2 separate regions of the Homo sapiens genome follow, and region 1 is linked to region 2. Evidence: chromatin loops called from intact Hi-C (ENCODE). Cell type or tissue: heart left ventricle. All regions are shown on one strand. Each heading gives the region's core, and the rest is flanking DNA. Links, peaks and the distances in the headings are about the cores only.

Region 1 (2,807 bases), core at 173-2,672, 190 kb before region 2:
GGAGAAAGGTTTTGGAGTGAGAGGTTTCCTGGGGGTACTGCCTGTGAACAGTGAAGGGTGAACACAAGGTCAAGCCAGTGCATTAGTTTCCTCTTGCTGCCATAGCAAGTTACCACACTTACTGGCTTAAGACACTAGTTTATCATCTTATGGTTCTGGATGTCCGAAATAAACAGGTTTCTCTGAGCTTAAAAAGTCAAGGTCTTGGCGGCAGCCTGCGTTCCTCCTGAAAGTTCTAGGGGAAAATCCACCTACTCACTTTCCAGCTTCTAGGGGCTGCCTGTACCCCTTGGTTTGTGACCTTGAATCATTCTAACCTCTGCTTCCTCTCATTCTGACTGATTATCCTATCTCCTCTCCTTTTCAAGTACCCCTGTGATGCCATTAGACCCACCCAGATAATCCAGAATAATCTCATCTGAAAGTCTTCAACTTAATCACAGATGACAGTTCCTTTTACCATGTATAGAATACTCGCAAGTTCATGGGATTGGAATGAACATTTTGGGGGCATTATTCCACCCATCATAGTGAGGAAAGCCTTCAGGTGGCTGTGCAGATCTAAAGTGGGGAGGAGGACTAGGCATAGAGACTTCAGTTCTGAGGCCGATCTGACAAAGTCTCCACCAGTTAAAAATCAGCAGAGTCATGTATTTTGGCAGAAATAGTCTCTAATTATAACTACCAGACTCAGTCGTTGGCTGGAAGCTGCCCACGAAGACCATGACCTTGGCTTGAAAGCCCAAGTGGATCCGGAAGGACAGCTGGAGGCTTTCCACCATCTGCGCTCATAATAGCTGAATAAGAAGTTTTTCTATGAAGGGAGATCCATGTAGCATTTTCTATGGCCACATCTTTAGTGACTGCACGAATTGAAAGGTACATAGGGATAATAACAAACAATATGGAAGGACAATCCTATGCTAGATTTGTTACCTCTGTTCTTGGATGTGTTACCCAGCATGAGTATCAAAGGGGTTTTGCCTAAGAATCTACCCTACAGAAATAGGAGCACAGAGAAGCAAGGGTATGTTATGTTTCTTCACTGCATCATTTTTAATTGCCAAGGAGATGGACAACCTAAATGTCTGTCCGTAAGGCAAACACTAAGTTCCAGTTCATTCATACTATAGAATACTGTGCACATATTAGGAATGAGTGGATCTTTATTGATAAATTGCCAAGATACATCAAGTATAGATAGGAAATTGCATAAAAACATAAGTTATCAGCACTTTTGTGAAAGCTTGTTCTTCTACTTAAAGTATTTTTAAGTAATCTTTTAACAAGCAAGTGGGATGGAGAGGTGGGTAGTGAGAAAAGGACTTTGAATCTCAAGAGGAATATGTAAGACTTTCTACCAAAAAACTGCTTTTCTATTTCTAAACTTTTAAAAAGCAACAAACATTCTGATGGCTGCCATGAATGTTCACATTCTAAAGTTATTTTCAGCTAGGAAGTCAACTCCAAATAATGGAAAAATAGAAAACTATGATTTATCTGGTTGTACCCTTGGCATAATGCCTATTTTTCCATGAGACCTCAGCAGAATTGCCTGAGAATCATGAGGGGCGTTTCTTTAGCCGACATCACTGTGAATTTCCTTGTATCACCAGAAGAGGGCAAAGGTGGATAAATTATGGGACAGCTGACACTAAAGGCTCAGACTTACAGAAGTCACTTTCATTTTCCTCTGCAAGGCTGGAACTGCTGCTCTTGGCATTCTTGAACCTTAGAAGTGGTATCAGATATTAAGAGGGTGTATCATGCAAGGTTTAACCAGAGAAACAGAACCAGGAGATACATATTAATACATGTTGAGATTCATTGCAAGGACTTGTTTTATGCAATTGTGGAAGTTGGCAAGGCAAGCCCATTATCCACAGATAGGGAAGGCTTTCAGGAGGAACAGGCAGGAACTCAGGGGCTGCTGAAACTTCTGACCACAGCAGAATGTCTTCATTAGGGAAGCCTCAGCTCTGTTCAGTCCTTTCAAATGATTGGATTAGGCCCATAAACTTTTCTGGGAGAATATCCCTTACACTTCAAGTCAACTAATTGTGAAGTTTAATCATACCTACATGACACTTCTAAAGCAACACCTACATTAGTGTTTTTAGAACTGGGGACAGTGGTCTGGCAACGTAGGCATATCAAAAAATCATTACAGTCTACCCTTATCAACTTGGCACCCTTAGGCCTCACATTAAGACACAGTTAATCTCCAAATAGATAGTCAATTCTGCCTAATATAATACAGCTGTCCCGTGTACAACTGAAAACACAGTAACCCTTTCCCCAAAAGAGGGCGCAAGTTTACTTGGGTACAGTTTACTCTTCTTTAATATGTGATAGCTTGAATACTACCATAACAAATACTAGGTCAACTAGTATTAACATTTATATTAGACTGTAAGAAGATGAGACACAAATAGTTACTCTATATGCAAACATTCCTAACAAATATTTGTAACTGTCAGTGTCTTTGTTTCTACAACTAGTCAGATGGTCAGAGCTAGTATTTATAACCACCTTCTGCCAACCCCCCCTTCCATATTTCCTTTACCTCCAGTAAGTACTTCAGCAGGCTGTGGTTCTTTGCCGTATTGGGTAACCCAACCTTTCATTCCTGAAAGGTGTGGACCATTAGCAATCCCTTCTGAATGGAGTGGGTATGGTATTCACTTGACTGATCACAAGACATGGTGGTGCCAAGAGACACCCTAAGGGATCTTGGGTATTCCAGGCATATTAGACCTTACCTCCTTGTGTAGCAGTCCAGTTTCCCCTTGGTTGTCAGGAACAAT
Region 2 (2,807 bases), core at 46-2,545:
ACCTCCCTTGAGTTACTGGACCTATTTTACATGCACACCAACAGCCAGAAGTGCCCAAGATTACCACCTCTTACCCCCCACTAGACCAGGACCACCAGTAATAAATGCTGTCATATTCTCACATATGAAAGCCCAGCTCAAGCAATGGTGTAACCTCCAGCGCTCCTCTGTGAGAGGCAAGGGGATTTTGTCTGTGATCACAGCCTTGCTTGACTTACCTATCCCCTTCTTACTCATCCTGCCTCCCCAACTCCTTCACTGATTTCTTAGAAATACGTTGGTATTTCTAAGATCTCTGGTCCTGAGGAGTTCGTTACAGTTACCATATAGTTGGCTTCATAATTCTTGACAACTAATGACACTTCCAGGGTTGAAAGTCGCCTTGATTTCAGTGTTTGGAAGAAACAGACTGAGGATTTTTTCCTTCAGGCTCCTGGCACCTTCCAGTGGCTGTCTATGTTCTACCAAACATCTCCTGAAGTCCCTCTCATTATCATGAACCAGAAGCTTCCATGGTGATAATCCTACCTATCTAAAGTCACCACCTGCACATCTAACAGTTGGCTAAACTTTTCTATCCAAGAGTCACTATGGAAATTGAAAATGCACTTAGAGGACCCTGTGGGTGCACGCCAGCAAGTTCAGCTGCATGAGGGACAGCTGAGATACAGATGAGCTGCATGCATCAGTTCAACCAGGCACACATCTCATGTTCACTAATTTGCCGTGCCTTGTCACTTATCCTCACGTTAAGAGGTTAGCATGATGCTTAACAGACCCAAGAAAACTATGTTACAAGGAAAACTATGCTGTAAACCATACTGATGGTGAAAGCATGGACACTAAAGCCTTATATTCATTCCTTCACTTGAATTTATGCATGAGAAACAGCGTTATCTTGGTTCTGGAAGAGGTACCTTGAAAGACATGCCGTCCTCCACTACTGTGGCAATCCACTCTAAGGTGTACACCATTCGCATATCGAGGAATTCACTGGCTTTTCTCTAGCACTTTGTCCTGCTTTACCCCTTTTTCTGTTTGCCATGGACGTCTGCTCATTCTGCTTTGTGTCATCTGCTTGGAGACCCATTTTCCATTTACATTAACCCATTCTTCAAAGCTCCCAGTTATCCCGAACTGTACACCCCAAGTGTCCCTCATAAGACCATTATAGTCAGTCACTGTTGGTTCTTGCTCTCTAAAAGCCCCTTAAGTTGCCCAGCCCAGGCTCCATCTGAAGGAGGTTGCTCAGGGAACACAGTTCTGTGATCGAGTACTGCCCTCTCCTGGCCAAAGCCCTGAACTCAGTCCCAGCGGGTCTGCCCCTCCAGTTCACCTGTGAGACTTGTCTGATTCTCCCCCAACCCACACCACGGCCCACCTGTACTGCCTGACACGAGGGAAGTACAGGACCTCTCACATCTAAGGCAAGGGAAACTGGAGAATCAGTTAACAGCGATGTCCTATGGACTCAGACCTCATACTACATTCCCTCAGAGGAAGCTCAAGTGTCACAGTCTACTTTCTCACTGTCCAAGAGTTGGTTCGTTTGAAATGTAGACATAAAATATAGGTCACAGAATGCACCGTTCTTGAACCTAATACCTGAGGCGGCTCACTGGATGCTTTCCTGTGGACACCCTACAGCCCACTGTAGCTGATGTGATTCTGAATGACGGAGGTTGTCTGATGCTATCTGCCTATGACTTAGATTTCTTTCCTCCAATGACACAGCAGTTCCCCACTCTGGACACAGATCAGCAATTGACCGAGGGGCTAGGGAGGCAGGCATACTATGTCCTCCAAGTGCACACCTCTTGTGAGCACTTAACCTTGGAATGCTAACCTATTAGGAACTTAACGAGATCAGCCTTCATGCTAAACTCGATACAGAGTCCTGAAAGGATATCAGACCTTTGATGTAACTTGTTGCTATAGATTTCTATCCCATCCTGTCACCACACTTTATCCAACAGGACTTCAGTTAAGGGTTTGCCACTTCAGATTTTCTGCCATCACCCCTCCACTGAAAAATGACAGCTGTCACTCAGTCTCATTACCTGATCCTCAGCATGAGGTCTGCCAACAGGCCTTGGCATTACCAATCACATCCCGCAATACCCAAGGGGCAGCTTATTTCCTTTAACTTTGCTGCTAAGACTCAGTTTTACTTCAAGAATTTCTTCATTATCAAGTAATCTCACAATATTTATTCAAAGGGCTCAGACACCAACAGCAGGTATCTTCCTGAGCCACAAACCTGGGCTCTGTAGGCATTTACAAGCCTGTGGCATCACTGAAACTGTGTTGGTATCAGGAAAGAGATCCCATTATTTCCCAAATGCTAGATGAAGACCATGTTTAAAGCATCTTGGCTGTACTCTGTGGCTGTGGCAGCCATGAAGATATGCCTCAGGCCATATACAGGAAAGTAACAAATCCAAGTGTTCCACCAAGAATTAAATTTGGTGGCAAAAGCAGCAGCTCAAGATTAGAATATGTATTGATGCCTGGGCAGTGACCAGTGCTTAAGCTACCTGGTCAGAGGCCTGGATAAAAAGACTGGAAAAATTAGAAGTCCAAGATGGGATGTATGGATGCTTAAGACTTGTAGATTTTTACATCACCTGTTAAGACACACTACAAGCCAGACGTTTTGTCTGTTTGGTGAACAGGCAAAATAGCTCTGCCACTGGGTATCGGCCAGGCTTTTTCAGCAGCTAATGGGTAAATGCATATTGTAGCCACGGTAGCAGACATGGAAGATAACATGTGTGCCCAACATGGACTGCCATTTCCTAGAGAAA

What was found. Peaks named below come from ENCODE experiments on the same cell type or tissue, not always from the same donor. Only the 100,000 strongest peaks of a DNase experiment are listed, where the experiment ranks them.
Region 1: a loop joins it to region 2, with 2.6 times the contacts of the local background. A loop is called at or near these places in 25 of 110 quality-filtered maps.

Annotation. Positions count from the first base shown.
Region 1 is chr4:77,432,389-77,435,195 of GRCh38, reverse strand. No RefSeq gene overlaps it. Among named protein-coding and RNA genes, the nearest start is that of CXCL13, 170 kb to the left of the region's middle. In heart left ventricle, for the core only: a CTCF peak has its summit at 1,599 (motif pointing right); a DNase peak (open chromatin) is centred at 727; H3K4me3 peaks cover 336 bases; H3K27ac peaks cover 1,217 bases.
Region 2 is chr4:77,239,159-77,241,965 of GRCh38, reverse strand. No RefSeq gene overlaps it. Among named protein-coding and RNA genes, the nearest start is that of CCNG2, 83 kb to the right of the region's middle. In heart left ventricle, for the core only: a CTCF peak has its summit at 1,285 (motif pointing left); a DNase peak (open chromatin) is centred at 1,315.